Linked DNA regions of Homo sapiens: region 2 is linked to region 1. A link is a contact called in ENCODE Hi-C data. All regions are on one chromosome and are shown on one strand. The core of a region is the stretch at or near the end of the contact, and the rest is flanking DNA. Distances in the headings are between cores, read along the strand shown.

Region 1 (4,812 bases), core at 1,004-3,503:
TTGCCAGGGTTAGGGGGAGAGAGGGATCAATAGGCAGAGCACAAAGGATATTTGTGGAGGTGAAACTACTCTGTGATATTACAGTGGTGGTACATGTCATTATACATGTGTCCAAACCTACAGAATGTACATCACCAAGAGTGAACCCCAGCGTAAAGTAGGAAATGTGGGTAATGATGATGTCTCAATATAGGTTTATCAACTGTAACAAAAGTATCACTCTGGTGAGGACTGTTGATAATGGGGGAGGCTGAGCATGTGGGGCAGCAGGGGCTACAAGGGAACTCTTGGTATTTTCTGTTCAATTTTCCTATAAAACTAAAACTTCTCTAAAAAATAAAGTCTATTCAAAATTATATATATAATATATTTTTCTCTTTATAAACAGACACTGTAAGAAACATCAAAACTATTTGTAATAGCGCATACGGTTAGGCAGGAGAGGTTTGACAAAGTAGAGAAGGGTAAAAGTGGAATTTTTAATTGATTTTAAATTGTTTGAATTCTTAAAATGATATTCATTTATAGTGTTGATACATTTCAAAAATAAGAAAATTAGGGCAAAGGAAAAATAAAATAGAAAAAGTACAATGAAATCAAGAGTAACATTAATACACAAGACATGCATATAGAATTCTCTACATTTTCTAACTGTGAGTCATAAAATGGACTCTGATCTTTTCTGCCAACAATGACCAGTTAAATCATGGTGTTAACATGATAGAAAACAAACAAATTATTCAGGAGGTACACATTATTCCTGGCATGAGTACCTAAATAAAAAAATCTATTCTGTGTCTCTATTGAGTGATGTTTGAGCAGCAACTTTAATGCTATCTTTATAGCAACTCAATGCATTTCATTGAGGTTTTTCTTTGTAAATGTTCATGTAGACTGCCAAAGTGCAGCTTGATAATACCTGTCTTGTAGGTCTTGAAGTTTTCTAGGTAGGAACTGGCAATGGGCCACAAAACAATGTGATCATAAAACATGGCTCTGCTATGGTCTTGTTTATTCCAAAAGCCATATTTAGAGTGTCCTAAACTAAGCTACTATTTTTTATTCTGCAAAAGTAGATTCTTTCGTCAAATATTTCAGAAAATTTATATCAAGCCAAGTTAGATGTGTTTCTTTGCCTTTGGGACTTCTTAGAGCCTTTAATATGCAAATATGCATTGTAAATCTTTAAGAGTGAGACAGAAAATATTGTGTTTGTCAAGCAAAATTAAGTCTGGGAGCCTATTTTTGAATGAGTGTCTCCAGGGCTTTGATTCCATAGAGCACACGTCTGGTAAGCAGTATGGCCAGATGGCTCCTCCTTTTAGGTGAGTCTCTACAAATAGGGTTTTGTTATTGTGGCTCTTTTCTTTCAGTGAGGAATTGATAGGCCTTCTCGTGATCCCAGATTTTATTTGTAGGTCTATTATTGTATTTCCTATTTTTGCTGAATTTGATTTTTCTTTACCAATTTCTCTACCACTTTGGAAATGCATCAAGAACAGTTTTTGTTACCTCAGTACCTAATAATGCCAGTGCCTAGCTCAGTATTTATTAACTATTTTTGAAAGAAAAACTAAACATAGCATTTTCACAGGAAGATTATAAATCCATGGAGCATTACAGATAGTTCTAAGGTATTTTAAATATTCCAAGGCTATGCGGAAAGTTAAATGACATCTTTGTTGCTGAAATTATACCATCCCAACATGTTAATAATCATGCTGATCAGTAACTGTGGTTTGGTAGTTGTAGATGTCTTTATAGTAGTTGGAAAACAAATTAATAGACATAGTTTGTTTAATAATTTTTTTCAAATTTGTAGTTAGAAAAAATGAAAATACTTCTGATTGTGAAAAAAATGTTGAAAAATGTATTCAGCTCCTTTACAGAGAGGAAAACTAAGGCTAATGTGGTAAAAGAGACTTGCCTAATATCACACAAACCCTTTAGAGCACAGTAAGTATTAAAACTCATACTTAATCACTTCCATGCAGTAGGTTTTCTCTTTTCTAGACTCTCCCTTTTGCAAGTTTAATGGTAACATTTCTCTTTCTCCTTGTCTTATCTCCTTTCTTTTATTTACATAGCATGTGACATTCTCTTGCATGTTTCAGGTATTTTTGCCATCTCAGGACTGAGAGGCCCTGGCAAACTGGCAGTTGGGTAAGCTGCATTTCCCCTCCTTAATTGATGGGAAGCACTGCCTTTGACAGAGCTGATTCACAGTGATGGGGCTGACTGGCTGAAAACTGGTAGGAGGACTTTGCAACAGCTCTGGGCCAAACCGAGTCCACAGGCCATATGTCTGCCTCCTCCGTCATAAACAGACGACCAAGTGTGCACACTCCCAAGTGTAATGTCACTGGGACCTTATTTGCAAACATATAAACGAATGACATTCAATTATGTTCAGAGGCAATGTTGTCAAAACCACCAAGGAAGCAATTTACTGCTCTTGCACAGTATGTGACTCACAGTGCATTAGCAAGTTTTCATTGCTTAGTTTGTTCAATATGTTTCTGAAGCAGTTCTTTTGCAGCCTGTTGTGTAACCATGATACACACACTTATATAGCATACATAGATAGGATTAAATTAAGGGTTGTTACAGAATTATGTCAAGTGAAAAAAATGTATAATAAAATCGGCTAATTTCTTTGTAGACATTGGCCAATTAAAGGGAGAAAAGCACAGTTTCTACAACTAGTGGAGTAAAGTTATTAGTTGATACCAATGGATATTAGCAGAAAATTGATGAAAGGTTTTAAATTTTTGGCTCTATGGGATTCCATTTTTGCTAAATGATATAATATTCTCATGGTAGGAAAAAAGTTCTCTGATTTACATAAAATGCGGGTATAGCAAAAGCAATGGTATTTTAACTTAACAACAGCCCTCAAAACACCCTTATAATGTTCTTGGAACAAATGCTGTAAAAGCTGAAAGGGTTCATTCCTAGGTGTTCCTATTGGCACTATTACTAGTGCTAATAGAAAGCACCCAGAAAACTGAATCAGGGAGATAAACTATACCTTCACACAATACATAACAACAGTAATAATCATAGTACTTTGCATTGGCATTATGTTTTACAGTGTACATAAACATGAAGTATGCCCTTGAACTTGAGTATATTACATAAAACACAGATGGAGTGGGCAGCTTCAAAGGAAGTATCATCATTATTTATCATTTTTGTCTTTCTCATTTCCAAGGTTAGAAAACTGAGATTTAGCGAAGTTATATGACTTATCCAAGGCTATATCTCAATACTATTGGAATCAAAAGTAGATGTGGCTGAGTCTTCTGAATTCTAGGGCAAAGTGTTTTCTCAAGTAATACTGTCTCAACTGTCAAGAGTACAGTTCTACCTTATAACTGAAACTATCGTAGGTATCAGAAGAGGGACTATATCAGGAGGGCAGGCGGAGGAGCTCCATCATGATGGTCCTAAACCTTGAAAGATGGGTAATGCTTAACTAATACAAGAAAAAAATGAAAGAAATTCTGAGCAAGGCAACACCTTGGATAACGATTAGAAAATTAACATTTGTTGACTGATTTAATAAGTATTAAGCACTCATAAGCACCAGCTAGTGTTCTAGGTACTGCGATTTGGCATTGAGCAAGAGACACCATCTTAGTCTTACAGAATCTATGCTATAAGTGGAATATGGACCCTTAGAAATGAATAACAAAATTTAAAAATTATTTTACCTTCTGTTAAGAAAATAGAGTAAATGGGTTGAAAGTGGTAGAGGGAAGGAGTATTTCAGGCCAAGTCGTCAGAGAAGGCCGCTCTTAAAGATGACCTTGGAGGAGACACCTGAATGATAAGGAATGTTATCATGCAAATGTCCACGGAAGCATTTTCTGGTGGATGAGACCAGTGATGCAACCTGGGAACAAATTTCTTTCTAAGTGTGATAAGAAGACTTTAAGAGGTTCTATGTACTTTTTGAAAAGATCATTATTCCTGCTTTCTTTCATAAGTCCAAAAGAGGTCATGAATGGAAACAGGAAGAGCAGGATTTTTTGGTAGTTCATGATATGTAGGAGAGGTTTACTCAGAGGGAGAAAGGGTGAAGTGAGAGATCAAAGCAAAATCCTAAATTTTTGGCTTGAGTACTTGAACAGATGAGATAAAGAAGGGTATGAACATAAGTAGGTTGTGATGCTGGCCCTAGTTACTAAAAGGGTGTGTATGTTTATGAAGTAGAAAACAACAGCTGGCTCCATCAGGGCTGTGAGTTTAATGCAGTTGGACTCCTCAGACTGGGCCGTGATGAGGCACGGTATAGAACTGAGAAGAAGGGGATCTGCAACTCAGCCACACCTTCTAAACCAACACCCCAATCTCATTTTCATTGTCTGTAAAATGAGGGGTTAGGTCACGTTGACAAAATTTAGCTAATTTTAGGCTCTGAACTCCTTTTAAGAATCTAATCATTACTAACGATTCTCCAGAAAACGAAATTGAACATATGTTTAAAATTCCCAGGCAACACAGAGACTTAAGAACTTCTTGGCTTGAATATTATCAAGGATTACTCCAGTTCGAAGTGTTTGATTCTATACAATACCAAAATAAGTCCCAAATTATAGTGATCTAACAAAACCATATGTGACCATTGCAGTGTGGCAGAGAGTTTTGCTGCAAGTTTGCCCACGTATGTGAACTGATGAAGACCTTCATCTTGTAGCTGCAACATCAGGAATATTCAGCCTCTTTCTTCATTGCATAGTGAGAGAGAGAACCAAAAACCACATAGGGAGTTTTCACTGCCTCTGACTGGAAGTGGCATGCATTCCT
Region 2 (4,805 bases), core at 1,854-4,353, 57 kb after region 1:
TGTAGAAGTTGTGGAAGATTAATCTCATGAAAGGAATTTGGTGTGTGATTAAGCTGGCCGAAATTAGAAGGGGATTATTTATAAGATTTTCGGCCAGGCGTGGTGGCTCATGCCTGTAATCCCAGCACTTTGGGAGGCTGAGGCGAGCTGATCACCTGAGGTCAGGAGTTCGAGACCAGCCTGCTCAACATGGCGAAACCCACTTCAACTTCTTTTCTTTCTGTAATTAGAAAACTATTCCATTTTCATTAGGTTATTTTACAAACCACATAAGGAATTTTTTTTTTTTTCAGACAGTCTCGCTCTGTCACCCAGGCTAGCATGCACTGGCATGGTCTCGGCTCGCTGCAACCTCCGCCTCCTGGGTTCAAGCAATTCTCCTGTCTCAGCCTCTGGAGTAGCTGGGACTACAGGCACCTACCACCACATCCAGCTAATTTTTGTATTTTTAGTAGAGACGGGGTTTCACCATGTTGGCCAGGCTGGTCTCGAACTCCTGACCTCAGGTGATCCACCTGCCTGGGCCTCTCAAGGTGCTGGGATTATAGGCGTGAGCCACCTTGCCCTTCCAGGAAATTGGTTTTAATCTCATTACTGATAAAACTACCAAACTCTAGTTTTCATTTTTCTTTCCCAAGCATTTCCTTCAGCACAATTAAGACACTAGAACTGGTGGGCCGGGCGCCGTGGCTCAAGCCTGTAATCCCAGCACTTTGGGAGGCCAAGGCGGGCAGATCACGAGGTCAGGAGTTCGAGACCATCCTGGCCAACATGGTGAAACCCTGTCTCTACTAAAAATACAAAAAAATTAGCCGGGCATGGTGGCGGGCGCCTGTAGTCCCAGCTACTCGGGAGGCTGAGGCAGGAGAATGGCATGAACCTGGGAGGCTGAGCTTGCAGTGAGCTGAGATCGGGCCACTGCACTCCAGCCTGGGGGACAGAGACAGACTCCAACTCAAAAAAAAAAAAAAAAAAAAGACACTAGAACTGGTGGTTACCCAAATAACTGAACACCACAAAATTCCGACCAGAAGACTTAGAGCCTTCTTTCTTGAAAATAAACTTTTAACACGTTTCTACAGAAGCATGAGGCTAACATGGCTAATAGCTGTCAGCTTATCTCTGCTACTCACAGAAAAGGTAAATTATGACATCGATCTAACCTGTGCCTTGAAATGATCAGCATTAAAACCCCTGTTATTAGGTTCTTTCATGAAAGCCAAAGAAGGAGGCCTATGAAGGCTCACAAACTGGAGGTGGCCTCTGTATCTTTACGGGAATGTCTACATCTCATCCCATAGGAGTCCAAGCGGGAAACTGGCTTAGTACTCTCCTGAGCCTGTTACCTTCTTTTATTTTCCTGGCCATCAAGGAATATTTGGTCTTCTTCCTCCACTGTCCTTTTCTTCTTCTTCTCTTTGAGGGCACTCAGTACAGTCTCCTTTGCACATGGGTCTGGGGCATTACTTGATGGTGAGGACAGTGTTGAGCTGATTATCTGCTCTGGTCTATAATGAAAGACAGGATTCTAGCAGTAAGATATTTTAATTCCCATGCCATATCAGAAATGGAAATCAGAAGCTAACCAACAAGCCAAAGTATAATTTATACACTCACAACAGTTCCCCTTAGCAAGTAAAGCTACTTTTTCGTTAACGGCAAAAAGTGAAAAACAAACGGTTTTACTAGAATTTGGTATTTCTCATTCAAACAAGCAGATTCGTCCTTTCTTTTTTGCGTTGTAGTCATGTTGTCATAGGAACAACTGGAGAAGAATAAAGTGGACACGAAAAGGGAGAGTATTCTTCCAACGATAATACTCACATCGCAGAACGCGAAAATCTTCTGTCAGGAGGGGCGATCCTCAGAGTCACTGGGCTACACACCATCCTGGAGTTGCGAGGGGACAGCACAGCCTTCTTGTGATAACCATTCCAGCACACTGTGGGAAGTACCCCCGGACAGGAATACTGGGCCTGATGGATCGGATAGCGTCTTCGAGGTGTTATTACAAACCGATCTGGTAAAGTCCCACGATCCCTGCAGAGAATGCGAGACAAATCATGGAAACAAAGTATAAAAGAATGTCAAAATTTTAGACGGTTAAAAACCCACCAGTTAAGACATTTTCCAAAGAACTTAAGTCTCTTTCTACGCAACACAGAACACGTTGTTTTTATGGCAACTTTCCCCTATTCCATCTAAGAGCAGAGAGTGACAGCTGCTTAACAGCTGTCTCAACAATGGATTGCAACAATTTGAGAGGGAAAATCTAAATCTAGACTAAATCTAGACTGCACTAAAATTCGGGGAGTTTTTAGAACTGGAAAGAAGGGAATCGTTTTGGCAACACATCTCACACCAAGCAAGAGTCAGAGGCCAGGAGACGGCTGGCACACACCAAGGTGTTAAGGAGGGCAAAACCACACACAATTCCCTTCGGATTTGATGAAAAAGCAAATCGGATTTAAAAGTCCTCGATTTCAAGCCAGCCGAGCCAAAGGATGATCTGGGAAAATCAGCGCATCTCACCGTGGGGAAGGCCTCCCGGAGGGTCGGAGAAGAGGAGTGGGGAGAGAGGGGTAAAAGTGGTGAACGCGATGGGTCGGCGGGGAGGGCGGTGTGGAGCGCGGCGCCGGGCGGGCGGGCGGCGGCCAGGCCTATTCCGCAGGTCCTGGCCCTCCGGAGCGGGGGCGGGCTGCGGCGGCCCGGGCTTGCCCAGGTAACTGCCCATGAGGAGCAGTTCGGCAGGGTCAGGTCCTTCGAGCAGGGTCCGCGGCTCTAGGAGGTTTCCGTTGGCTGTCGACTTGGCCGGAGGCGAAGCGAACAGTGTTCGCCGATGTCGCGCCTTCTGAACGAAGGAGGACAAGGGGCGCGAACCTCGGGGCTCGCGGCTCAGTCCCCACCAGGCCGCGGTAGTCCCCACGGCCAGCCAGGCCAGCGCAGCCGCAGCAGGCACGAGGTACAGTAGGAGGCCGACCAGCGACAGGCCGAGAAGCGCCGCCCCGGCCGGCCCTGACACTCGCTATCGGCCGCCGCCGCTCGCCTGCTCCAGCCGCCGCAGCCGCCGGAGACATCGCGGCTCCGCGCCGCGGAGGAGACTTAAATATCCCAGCGTGCACCGCGCCACGCGTCGCGTCATCGCGCGCCCGCCACGTCATGCGCGCGCGACTCGGGGAGACGCTACAGCCCGGCAGCTCCCGAGACACAGCTGTTTTGGAAAATGCTGCCTGCCTTCAACGCCTGTTTCTGACTCTTGCGGTTTCCCGCATGGCTCCCAGCGAGACGATCCCGTCCGGGATCCCATCCGGCTCCCATCCGGAGGCGATCCCGTGAAAGGATCGCGTCCAAAATAAAAGGGCCCGAGACCTATGCTTATGTAATTCCTAATCCGTGATCTTTTCTAGGGGCTGAACTCCCCTCCAGCACAGCCTGTTACCAGGTGCTTTTCACAAACGCCACTGGCGGCTGAGTTTTCCCCCCCACTTCCATTTCTACTTTACAAGTTGATAACGTGGGACGATTACCTACCAAATTTCACATCATGGCCCAGACATCGGGTGGATTTTGAGGCTCTGTGATCGATTTATACCTATGCTAAAGTTATCGGTCTGAGAAAGTAGATTAGTGGTTGCCTAGGGCTAAGGAGTGGGTTTGGGGGTGGGGAATAGAAAATGACTGCTTATGGGTATAGGCTTTCTCGTAGCAGCATAAACATAGTTTAAAATTAGATCGTGTTGGCGGTTGCACCACCCTATGAACTGTATGGTTTGTGAATTATATCTTCATAAAGCTGTTTAAAAAGTCTGGTAGTCTGCCAATACACTTTGGTGTAGTTAAGTTTCCTCAGACATTCATTCATTGATTTATTCATTCCATTGTTTATATACATTAAAGAGATTAAGGGGGAAAATAGAGGATCTCTGATCTTTATAAGCTCTGTTTAGTAAGGAAGATGTGTAAGTAAAAGATTGCAATTCAATGTTATCAGTGTGATAACGGGAACAAAAAAAGAGGCCAGACGCAGTGGCTCATGCCTGTATTCCCAGCACTTCGAAGGCGGAGGCGGGCGGATCACCTGAGGTCAGGAGTTCAAGACCGGCCTGACCAATATGGTGAAACCCCGTCTCTACTAAAAATACAAAAATTAGCTGGGCATGGTGGCGCGTGCCTGTAGTCCCAGCTACTCGGGAGGCTGAGACAGGAGAATTGCTTGAGTCCGGGAGGTGGAGGTTGCAGTGAGCCGAGATCATGCCACTGCACACTCCAGCCTGGACGACAGAGCGAGTCCATCTCAAAAAAAAAAAAAAAAAAAAAAAAGTTGTGATAAAGGGGAAGGAAGGCAGGGAAGTGCTCCTGGAGCTGAGAGGTCTGGCAGGTTCAAGGAAGATGAAGGAGCACTGTGCAGAAGTCCAGAGATGGAATTGTTCAGTATCGCTGGAGATTAGGGTGTTTTGGGGATAGAAAAGTTGGAAAGGTATAGATGCCTCTGGGGCAACTCAGAGAGATGAGAAGAAGGTGCAGTTTGGGTTCCAGATCCTCCCCAACCCAGTGCCAAAGTAATTCTTCTATTTAATATACTGTGATTTCACATAAGACTTAATTTGAAAAAAAAGGGGGGGGGGCGGAGGGGGGACTGTGTTGCTTAAGAAAAAAATCTCAGTATCAGTAGACTAGTGGGACAAAAGCCAGGCTGCCCTGGGTTGAACAGTGACTGGAAGGTGAAGAAATGGAGGCAGTGACTGCAGACTCCCTACTCAAGAAACCTGGGTAATAGGGGAAGAAGAAACATAGTGTCTAGGTCA

The links. A loop is a pair of places that touch in the nucleus more often than their neighbours do.
Region 2: a map with no recorded cell type shows a loop between it and region 1 (5-fold over the local background). The contact joins the promoter of POMZP3 here to the enhancer-like site in region 1. A Hi-C loop is called at or near these places in 1 of 37 single-sample maps with no recorded cell type.

What each region holds. Positions count from the first base shown.
Region 1 is chr7:76,568,243-76,573,054 of GRCh38, forward strand. The region is part of intron 2 of LINC03009 (long intergenic non-protein coding RNA 3009); the gene reads left to right. Among named protein-coding and RNA genes, the nearest start is that of LINC03009, 21 kb to the left of the region's middle. Within about 2 kb of position 2,254, at least 3 of the 41 ENCODE cell types and tissues checked have a DNase peak (open chromatin) inside an H3K27ac peak, as active enhancers do.
Region 2 is chr7:76,624,176-76,628,980 of GRCh38, forward strand. POMZP3 (POM121 and ZP3 fusion) reads right to left here and starts at 3,104. Exons shown (of 7, transcript NM_012230.5): 1 at 2,533-3,104; 2 at 1,825-2,040; 3 at 1,347-1,508. The coding sequence starts at 1,889. It overlaps LINC03009 (long intergenic non-protein coding RNA 3009), which reads left to right. Exons shown (of 3, transcript NR_029411.1): 3 at 1,746-3,807.